Regions from separate parts of the Homo sapiens genome. Here region 2 is linked to region 1. A link is an interaction called in ENCODE POLR2A ChIA-PET data of the cell type or tissue named here. Cell type or tissue: MCF 10A. All regions are shown on one strand. Links, peaks and the distances in the headings refer to the core of each region. The heading gives the core; the rest is flanking DNA.

What was found. ChIA-PET counts read pairs that join two places held together with the same protein. Peaks named below come from ENCODE experiments on the same cell type or tissue, not always from the same donor. Only the 100,000 strongest peaks of a DNase experiment are listed, where the experiment ranks them.
Region 2: POLR2A ChIA-PET joins it to region 1 with 9 read pairs; 3 of 35 experiments call an interaction of 5 or more read pairs at or near these places.

Annotation. Positions count from the first base shown.
Region 1 is chr2:168,989,300-168,994,692 of GRCh38, forward strand. ABCB11 (ATP binding cassette subfamily B member 11) reads right to left here. Exons shown (of 28, transcript NM_003742.4): 8 at 4,412-4,583; 9 at 1,502-1,626. Among named protein-coding and RNA genes, the nearest start is that of ABCB11, 39 kb to the right of the region's middle. In MCF 10A, for the core only: no CTCF peak of the experiment used is centred there; DNase peaks (open chromatin) are centred at 2,922 and 3,542.
Region 2 is chr2:169,047,927-169,053,319 of GRCh38, forward strand. No RefSeq gene overlaps it. Among named protein-coding and RNA genes, the nearest start is that of DHRS9, 19 kb to the right of the region's middle. In MCF 10A, for the core only: no CTCF peak of the experiment used is centred there; a DNase peak (open chromatin) is centred at 2,995.

The DNA of each region.
Region 1 (5,393 bases), core at 284-5,283:
TGTATAGTGTGAGGTAAGGATCAAATTTCATTCTTCTGCATGTGGATATCCAGTTTCCCCAACATCGTTTATTGAAGAGACTGCCCTTTCCTCATGGTGTGTTGTTGGTCTCTTTATTGAAAATCAATGGACTATAAATGCATGGACTTCTTTCTGGGCTCTCCATTCTTTTTCACTGGTCTATGTGTCTGTTTCTATGCCAGTACCATGCTGTTTTTATTACTATAGTAATCAAATAATCTAATAATGATCTATTACTTTGTAGTAGATTTTGAGATCAGGTAACGTGATGCCTCCAGCTTTGTTCTTCTTGTTCAGGATTTTTGCTATTCAAGGTCTTTTGTGGTTGCTAAGAAGTGGCAAGAATGGGCATTTTTGTCTTGTTCCTGATCTTAGGGGGAAAAGCTTTCAAATTCTCACCCTTGAGTATGATTTAGCTGTGGGCTTGTCATATGTTACCTTTATTGTATTGAGGTACATTCTTTTTATACCTAATTTGTTGAGAGTTTCTGTCAGGAAAGGATATTGAATTTTGTTAAATGCTTTTTCAGCATCTATTGAGATAACCATATGGTTTTTGTCTTTCATTCTGTTAATGTGGTATATTACATTTATTGACATGCCTATGTTGAACCATCCTTACATCCTAGGGATAAATCTCACTTGATCATGGTGAATGATTCTTTTAATGTGCTATTCAATTTGGTTTACTAGTATTTTTGTTGAGCATTTTCACGTCCATGTTTATCATGGATATTGGCCTTTGATTTTCTTGTAGTATCCTTTTCTGGCTTTGGTATCAAGGTAATATTGGCCTTGTAAAATGAGTGTGAAGTATTCCCTCCGCTTTAATTTTGTGGAAGAATTTGAGGAGGACTGGTACTAGTTTTTCTTTAAATGTCTGGTAAAATTCAGCAATGAAGCTATCAGGTCCTGGGCTTTTCTTTCATGGGAGACTTTTTATTACTGATTCAATCTCCTTACTCATTATTGGTATGTTCAGATTTATTTCTCTTTATTTCTCCGTGATTCAACCTTGGCAGGTTGTATTTTTATAGGAATTTATCCATTTCTTCTAGGTCATCCAATTTGTTGGCGTTTGTTTTTAGTAATCTCTTATGATCTTCTGTATTTCTGTGGTATCAGTTGTAATGTCTCATGTAGGCTTTTCTTTAATGACAGCAAACAGCATTATAGACTGATATGAGGTATAATATTTATACATACATACCATCAGAGTTTGAAATAAATATCTACCCTGAGCTGGCTTTCTAAAAATTGCCAACTGCAACATCTTTAAAAACATACTGCTAAAGGCTTGGGACTTCTTATAGTACCTAAATTACCAACCTAAATTACTCTGCTTAGCTCCCTCTTGAACAAGTACTTCCTCTGGAGGCCACAGACCAAGGTGGGTCTGCCGCTTTGCACAAACTGAGAGACTCAGGGTACTATGCTGATTGATGAAATTAAGGAAAGAATCAGATTCCAATTAACCAACCTTTCAACCTCTCTTTTCTCACCACCAAAAGCAGCCACTGTTCTCATTGATGAAATGACTTCATCAGCCACCACCCCTGCTTTGGCATAGGCCTTCAGCTCATAGTCCGTAAACTTGGACACACTCTAAAAATCAAAAAGAAGAAAAGAAAATGTGAAGTCCAAGAAATTAGGTAAGTCAGTCTGTCATTCAGATTCATTTAACATGTGGCATGGGTTTAATACAATATTAGATTCTCACTGTAACATCATTGACAGGAGGAAGAAATCTGGTCCAAATTTGGTCTATGGTAAGCTTCATCCAGGGTTGTCTGGTTGTTGATATATCAAAATGACCCTACTAAAAGTAAGAACCTCCTCAAAGAATAAATTCCAAATAGGACATTCTGTAAGACTAAAGTGTTTCAGTCATTATACTAATAAAGTGTTAAGTTAGACCATGTCATAGTTCATTGCTATTAGCCAATGGCCATTGCATAATTTATAGACAAACGCCAGAGACACATGCAGATATCATGATTGGGTATAATATATGACATATAACATATAAAGTATAGGCATGATGTTGAAAGACGATTTCAGATGATTCCAGAAAAGAAAGTCCATTTTCACTCAGTTGGAGACGCTCAACTATGTAGTTTTGATTTTTACAAAAGGAAATGAAAAGACATCTGTACTTAACAGTAGACACATTACTTTTTCTAAAACTGACTTGGATTGAGTCCTAGTCAAAATGAACCCCCAAAGAAAACCCTGGCACAGATTAATAAATAAGAAGAGGAAAAAACACATATTGCGGAAGATCAACTAGCTCAGAAATATAAAAATATATATAATACCCAGATTAAGGGAGTTTATCTTCCAGTAGTTTTTCCAAACTTTTAGCAGCAAAACTCTTATCAAAATCTTAGATGGAATTCTAAGATGTAAATTAAGTAAGTATTCATAGTAGTTTTTAAAAACAATATATTAATTTCATCAGTGTACATTTTATAAAACATGTGAATTAAACATGTAACAGTAAGGAAAGTGAGGCTTTTTTTTTTTTTTTTTAAAGAGACGGGTTCTTGTTCTGTTGCCCAGGCTGGAATGCAGTGGCATGATCCTAGCTCACTGCAGTCTCAAACTCCTGTACTCAAGCATTTCACTGGCCTCAGCCTCCTGGGTATCCGAGACTATAGGCACATGCCACCATGCCTGGCTATTTAAAAAAAATTTTTTTTTTTTTTTTTGTAGAGATGGGATCTCACTGTGTTACCAAGACTGGAAGCTGTTTTTATTAACATTAAAATTTACATTTGAGCCTAGTGAAGTTGCTTGTATAGTTTGTTGTATAGTTGCTTGTAGAAGTTTGTTGTATAAGGACAAGCATACACAGACTTGAAAGCAAGACAAGACATGTGCAGACCTACAACATTCCAAATCAGTGACGAGTTTATGAGAAGCTAGAAATGGGTACTGAGATGACTAGAGAAACTAAGCGTTAGAGCTGTTTAAAACCAAGTGAACTGGGCTATATGTTAACCTCCAACATGTTGAAATGTGGCCTATGATCCACGTGAGTGTGTATATTACTTTATCACAGGTTTGAAGAAAGAGATTAGTGTATTCAGAAAAAAAATGAAAAAATGTTTGCAAAACCCCTGAAGCTCTTCTGTGGAAGTTGAGGGTTCTCTGGAGTATAGTTGGAAAGTGGTTAGTAGGAAAGACTGCCGTAAAACTTGAATGATATAGTGGATTGAAAAACATATACATCTCTCTTTAGCAATTGATTCTGTGCCCGACACGGCTTAAATGCATAACGTGGATTATTCCCTGAATCATCATAATGTTTTTGGGAGGTATTATCCCTATTTTAAAGACAAGGAAACTGAGGTTTTCAGGGGTTAAATGGATTTTTCCTGAGTCACACAACCTGTTAGCGGTACAGCCAAGTGGTGACCTAATGAAATGGAGCGAGCTCTTTGCTATTGTCACTTTAAACCATTTTCTATTTTATCTGGGAAATGTTTGAATAATGTAGACACTGTGAGAATATTTTGCTATTGAGCAATAGGAAGTTGGTACCTATTGCTCAACGATGTGTGAGGGTGTATGCAGTTTTTCAGTTAAATTCTATTCTCATTTATAGCACAGTTTTAGTATGCCTGATTCCATAACGTGCTATCTAATGTGGCTGCTCTAATAATAATTTCTCAGTCCTTGGGAGTGTTTTTAGCTGATGTGACCCGAAATTCCTATTCCTATATGTTGTCCAGGCCTCAATTCCTGGGGAACCGAGACAGTGACTGGGATAACTCTTGGAATGGGTCAGATCACCTCTCTCTGAAAGAGGTTATCTGAAAGATAAGATGAAATGGAGAACACAGTTGTGATTGCAGAAATCCTTCTTGTGTGCTTGTTAATGCTCTTTGTCTGTTGTGCCTTTTCAGGGAAGTGCCCAAGCTTGGGAGGACATGGAGAACAATAGGCATATTGGAGAGTGAGTGGGGTTTGGAGTCAGAGCCCCTTAGACTTGAATCCTACTCTGCCAGCTGTGCAGTCCCAGACAAATCCCCTTACCTTTCTGAGCCTAGTTTCTTATATTTAAAATGATGTTAGTGCTCACTTTATAAGATTGTTGTAAAGATTAGAGATAATGACTATTAAGCTCCTAGTAGTGCCTAGAGAAACAGTGAATGCTCAATAAATGTAATTGCTGTTAATAAAACAATATTTACCTATTAAAACATCATTAATCCCTATTCGATGAAATGTCATTTGACACTGGGGAGTAATCTAACAAACTACATGAAGATAGTGATAATTATGTTGCTAACTGTACTCAGGAAAAGGGACTCAAGCTTCACATTTTTGGCTGTTTATGAAGGCAAATGTCTTCCCATGGAGAGATGCAAAAAGACATTCTTACCAGACCAATGGTGGCTGCTCCAATCCCAATGAGAGGGCTGACAGAAATAATAACCAAGGTCAGTTTCCAACCCCTGAAAAATCCCAACAGGAAACCACAGATGGTCGAGGTCATGCGCTGAATGAAAAGGGCCATTTGGTCAGCTATGGCATCATTGATTTTATTAATATCACTAGAAACCAGAAAGATTTTGGTCACTAAAACTGAATTTGATCATTCAAATATCTTGCTGAAAGTCTCAGTCTTTCCCTTTTAAACATTCCCATCTCTCTATCCCTATCACCCTTGGATAGCATTAACAGCCTCTCAGATCTTGGAAAATTTGCTGCACCTTGGGATGTTATCAAGCCTCTTTCCTGATAGCCAATCAATTTTGTTCTTAATCTAGGTTTCCCAGCTGGTACTCAGTGTTGATAAAGGCTTTTGGAAACCATCTTATTTGTCTTTTTCTTTTACATAGCTAATATCCTTGCTCTGTCTTGCAAAGCTTTTCTTTCTTCATGCCTGCTGAATCCTTTCAGCCTCAAGGTTCTAGTCACATACCTTCTCGTGCATCAATCTTGTATAATCCCCCAAGAAGAAGTAACACCTTTCTCCCTGTGTTTCCGTAACACTGTAATTAATCCTTGTGCATTTGTATGTGTGTGGAATTATTGCATTCTGCATATAGGCAGTATAGAGTAGTGGTGAAGAGTGCAGATTCTGGAGCCAGACTAGGAATTTGAATACAGACTCTTGTTGGGCAAGTTACTTAACCTTTTTGTGGCTCAATTTTCTTGTCTGTAAAATAAGAACAATAATAGAACCTACCCCAATGGGTAATAATGAGGATTAAAGTAGCGAATATATGTAAAGCCTATAGGACAGCGCCTATCATATAATAAACAATATGTGTTAGTTCTGATTATTTGCTTGCATTTCTTATTTCCCCTACGAGGCTGTAAGTTCCTCAAGAGCACAAGTGCAAGGCAATTGCTCCAGA
Region 2 (5,393 bases), core at 116-5,115, 58 kb after region 1:
CACCAAGATGGCACTTCTATGAGCCTACAAGAAACACAGCATTACTGAGCTTGGGGTGCCCGCCTGATGAAGTTACAGCTGCAGGGACCAGAAGCTTAGGTCACAACACTCAGTACCTGGACAGCCTTCCCAAGAAGGGCAGGTACAAACAAGCCCAGACTGTGAAGACTACAATGAATACCTAACTCTTTAATGCCCAGACACCAACAAATATCCACAAGCATCAAGACCACCTAGAAAAACATGACCTCAGCAAGTTAACTAAATAAGGCACCAGGACCAATCCTGGAGAGACAGGGATATGTGACCTTTAAGACAGAGAATTCAAAATAGCTGTTATGTGGAAACTTAATGAAATTTAAGATAACACAGAGAAGGAATTCAGAATCCTATTAGATAAATTCAACAAAGAGACTGAAATAATTAAAAAGAATCAAACAGAAATCCTGGAAATGCAATTTACACACTGAAGAATGTGTCAGTCTCTTACCAGCAGAATTGATTAAGCAGAAGAATTAGTAAGCTTGAAGAAAGGCTATTTAAAAATACACAGTAGAGGAGACAAAAGAAAAAATAATAAAAAGGATGAAGCATGTCTACAAGATCTACAAGATCTAGAAATAACCTCAAAAGGGCAAATCTAAGAGTTATTGGCTTTTTGGGGGTAGAGAGAGAGACAGATGGGGTAGCAAGTTTATTCAACAGAGAACTTTCCAAACCTAGAAAAAGATACCAATATTCAAGTACAGGACAGTTAGAGAATGCTAAGCAGATTTAACCCAAAGAAGACTACCTCAAGCCATTTATTAATCAAGTTCCCAAAGGTCAAGTATAAAGAAAAGATCCAAAAAGCAGCAAGAGAAAAGAACAAATAACATAAAATGGAGCTCCAATATGTCTGTCAGCAGACTTTTCAGGGGTTACTTTACAGGTCAGGACAGCATGGCAAGACTTACTTAATGTGCTGAGGCAAGGAACCGTTTATCCTAGAATAGTATATACTGTGAAAATATCCTTCAAACATGAAGGAGAAATAAAGACTTTCCTAGACAAACAAAAGATGAGGGATTTCATCTACATCAGACCTGTCCTATAAGAAATGCTAAAAGGAGTCCTTCAGTCTGAAAGAAAAGGACATTAATGAACAATAAGAAATCATCTGAAGTTGTAAAACTCACCAACAATAATAAGTACACAGAAAAACACAGAATATTATAACACTGTAATTGTGGGGTATAAAATACTCATATCTTGAGTAGAAAGAAAGATGAACGGATCAAAAATAATAACTACAGCTTTCCAAGACAGTACAATAAGTATAAATAGAAACAACAAAAAGTTTAAAAGCAGAGGGATGAAATTAAAATGTAGAATTTGTATTAGTTTTCTCTTTGCTTGTTTGTTTACGCAATCACTGTTAAGTTGTCATCAGTTTAAAATAATGGGTTGTAAGATATTATTTGCAAGCCTCAGGGTAACCTCAAATAAAAAAAAAACGTACAACAGACACACACAAAAAACAAAAAGCAAGAAATTAAAACATACCACCAGAGAAAATTAGCTTCACTAAAAGGAAGACAGGAAAGAAGGAAGAGAACACTACAAATCAACCAGAAAACAGAAAGAAACTCAGACATTTATGGCCAACTGATTTTTGACAAGAGCGCCAAGATCATTCAACAGGGAAATAATAGACTTTCCAACAAAATGGTGCTGGGACTAGTGGATATCCACAAGTTAAAAAAATGAAGTTGGACCACCTATCTCACACTATATACAAAAATTAACTCAAAATAGATCAAAGACCTAAATCTAAGAGCCAAAATGATAAAACTCAGAAGAAAATATATGGGCAAATCTTTATGACCTCAGTTTGGCAGTGGTTCTTAAATATGACACCAAAAGCACAAGCAACAAAAGAAGGAAGATAAAAATCGGACTTCATCAAAATTTGAAACTTTTTTGCATCAAAGGATACTGTCAAGAGAGTAAAAAACAACCTATAGAATAGAAGAAAATACTTGCAAATCAAATATCTGATAAGGCTCTGGTGTCCAGAATATATAAACAGGGTGTTCAGCATTAGGGAAGTGCAAATCAAAACCACAGTGAGATATCACTTTACACCCACTAGGATGCCCAAAGTTAAAAAAAATATAGGTAATAACAAGGGTTGACAAGGATATGGAGAAATTGAAACCTTCATGCATTGCTGGTGGGAATTTAAAATGGTACAGCTGTCTGTTATGAAAAACAGTTTGACAGTTCCTCAATAAGTTAAACATATAATTTCCATATGACCCAGCAATTTCACTCCTAGAGGACATAACCAAAAGAATTGAAAATAGACATTCAAACAAAAATGTGTATGTGTATGTTCATGGCAACTGTATTCATAATAGTCAAAAGCAACCCAAATGTTCATCAGCAGATGAGTAGTTAACCAAAATGTGGCATACAATGGAACATTATTCAACTATAAAAGAAATAAAGTACTGATATATGCTACAACATAAATAAACGTTGAAATATAATTATGTTAAGTGAAAAAAGCTAGACAGAAAAGACCACTTGTTGCATGGTTCCATTCTCTTAATGAAATATCCAGAATGGCATATCCACAGGGAAAGAAGAGATTATTGTTTGCCAGAGATGGAGGGGAGAAGAGAATAGAGAGTGACCGCTTAATGGATGGAGGGTTTTCATTTAGGATAATGAAAAATTTCTGGAACCAGAGAGTGGTAATTATTGCACAATATTGTGAACACACTTAATATCTTTAAATCATGCACCTTAAAATTTTAAATGGTAAATTTTATGTTATGTGTATTTTGCCACACAAAACAAAGAATAGAAACAACTATTCAAATGAACAAAAAGCACCTCCAAGGTAAATTTATATGCTTTATCTAATTGTAAACATTATTTCTAGACTCATCACTTCTACTCATGCAAAGATGACTAAGCAGGAATAAAACAACAAAATATGACGCATACACACAATGATTAATGACAAAAAGGGAAGGTCGTACTTACACTTGAGGTACTCTTGTGGGTTAAATTGTCCTCTCCAACCCCAATTTCTATCTAGAAGCTTCAGGATGTGATTGCATTTGGAGATAGTTCCTTTAAAGGCAGTGACTAAGTTAAAATGAGGCTGTTAGAGTAGGCCTTAATCCAATTTGACTGGTATCCTTGTAAGAAGAGGCATCCTTGTGAGGCATCCTAGCTCACGAAAGACAGTAGGAATGTGCGTTCACAGAGGAAAGACCATGTGAGGACCCAGTGAGAAGGCAGTCATCTACAAGGCAAGGTGAGGCCTCAGAAGAAACTACACCAGCCACCACCCTGATCTCAGACTTCCAGCCTCCAGAATGGTGAGAAAATAAATTTGTGTTGTTTAAGCTATCTTGTCTGTAGTCTTTTATCATGGCAGACCTAATACACTGCTAACAAGTACACAGGCCTAAAAGTGACTAAAATTGACACCAAAAAAAAATTTAGAAAACTGTTTGGCAAACTGAATAGGAAGCAGAGGCATATAAAATAAATGAAATAGGAGTAAAAGACAGGAGGAGAGAAAATCATTATGTGAAAAGATCATAGAAGGAAATAAGGAAGGAGAACAGAAAACTAAAAATGCATTACCATAACAGAATTGAAATCTTCACTATAAACAGTAAACAACAAGCAAACATAAGAAATGGAATCTGTGACATGATATATAAATGTGAGAATTCTTCCAAACTGTAGAACATAAAAATTAGAAAATGATGAAGTAGAGATTATCAATTTAAATTACAGAAAACGGAGACCTACAAGAAGTGCGAAGCTTCCTGAAGAAGTAACAAAGCCAATAAAATTGAACTAATAATCATTTAGTAAATTAACTTTCTGAGTAGAAAAATTTCAAAGTATAAAGATTAAAGGTCAACATAAACAGAACCACCCTTGGTTAATTTCTGGTAAAAATTTCAAATCACAAAAATAGAGAAAAAATTCGGAAAATATTTAAGACAAAAAATGTTCACCTTTGAAATGATCACTTACCATGTTTGACAGTTGTTTAAAAAATTACTGGTGCTATTCTGTTAAAAACTTGATAGTCACGATTAAATAATTTTTCAATTTTTTGTAAATATAGAACACTGTCTTTGCCTAGGGAATCACTAAACATTTGCTTTTTTTATTGTTTAAGCAAATAAACAGTTGCTTGCTGCAGAAAAAATGAGAGTTTTTAATACCAAAGAAATTGAGAAATGATATTTTATATCTTTAGAATCCACATTAAATGACCTGTTAATTACAAAAGACTAATAAAACACCCACTGGCAGATATAGTCAGTTACTAAGCACTCTTAGTGTCATTTTTCAACTTGGAATTGCAAATGACCCCAAAATAACTATGTATAAACATAAGAATTTGCTATATAAGCTTGTATCAATTAGCTTTTGCTGTATAACACACTACCCTAAAGCTTCACTGCTTTAAACAACAACCATTTTACTTGCTGATGTAGAGGAGAAATAATATCTTTTCCTCACCCATCACGAATTTTTATCCCTTTCTCTTGTTAACATGTCTGTTGTTACACGGGAGACCCAAAGAGAAAACCTAAAGACCCAAGGAAAACTGTATTTTTATGGGCAGTGGTGCAGAAGTGTGACTGGAGGACAAAACGGTGTGATCTAATGGTAATAAGCTAGGGGAACTTGACAAGGCCTGTTCAGATTCTTCTTGCACTTCAGGTATAGAACAGGACCCCTCTGGAATGAGGGTCTTATAACCTACTTTCCGGGAATGTAGGTCAGAGAATTCTTTTATGACTTGCTTCAAGAGAGAAAGGTTGGAGAAGGATCGAGAGTAACCTGCCTGATTGTGCAGTTTTCTCAGTTTCCTCCAGCTTAACATACTCCGTATGCCAAGGTGCCGTATTTTGGGTACCATGCTCTGATCCTCAACACTGACAATTCTGCAGGCTAAGAACTGAAGTGACCCAGGCTGGGTGTGGTGACTCACACCTGTAATCCTTGCACTTTGGGAGGCCAAGGAGGGTGGATTGCCTGAGCTCAGGAGTTCAAGACCAGCTTGGGTGACATGGCAAAACCCCGTATCTACTAAAAATACAAAAAATTAGCTGGGCATGGTGGAGTGTGCCTGTAATCCCAGCTACTCAGGAGGCTGAAGCACGAGAACTACTCGAACTCAGGAGGTGAAGGTTGCGGTGAGCCGAGATCATGCCACTGCACTCCAGCCTGGGTAACAGGGGGAGACTCCATCTCAAAAAACAAACAAACAAAAAAAGAATTGAAGTGACCTCAAATGGAAGTCTTACCAAGTACCATATATGTGTCTGCAATCATTGGGCAGCTCAACTGGGCTGAATGGTCTG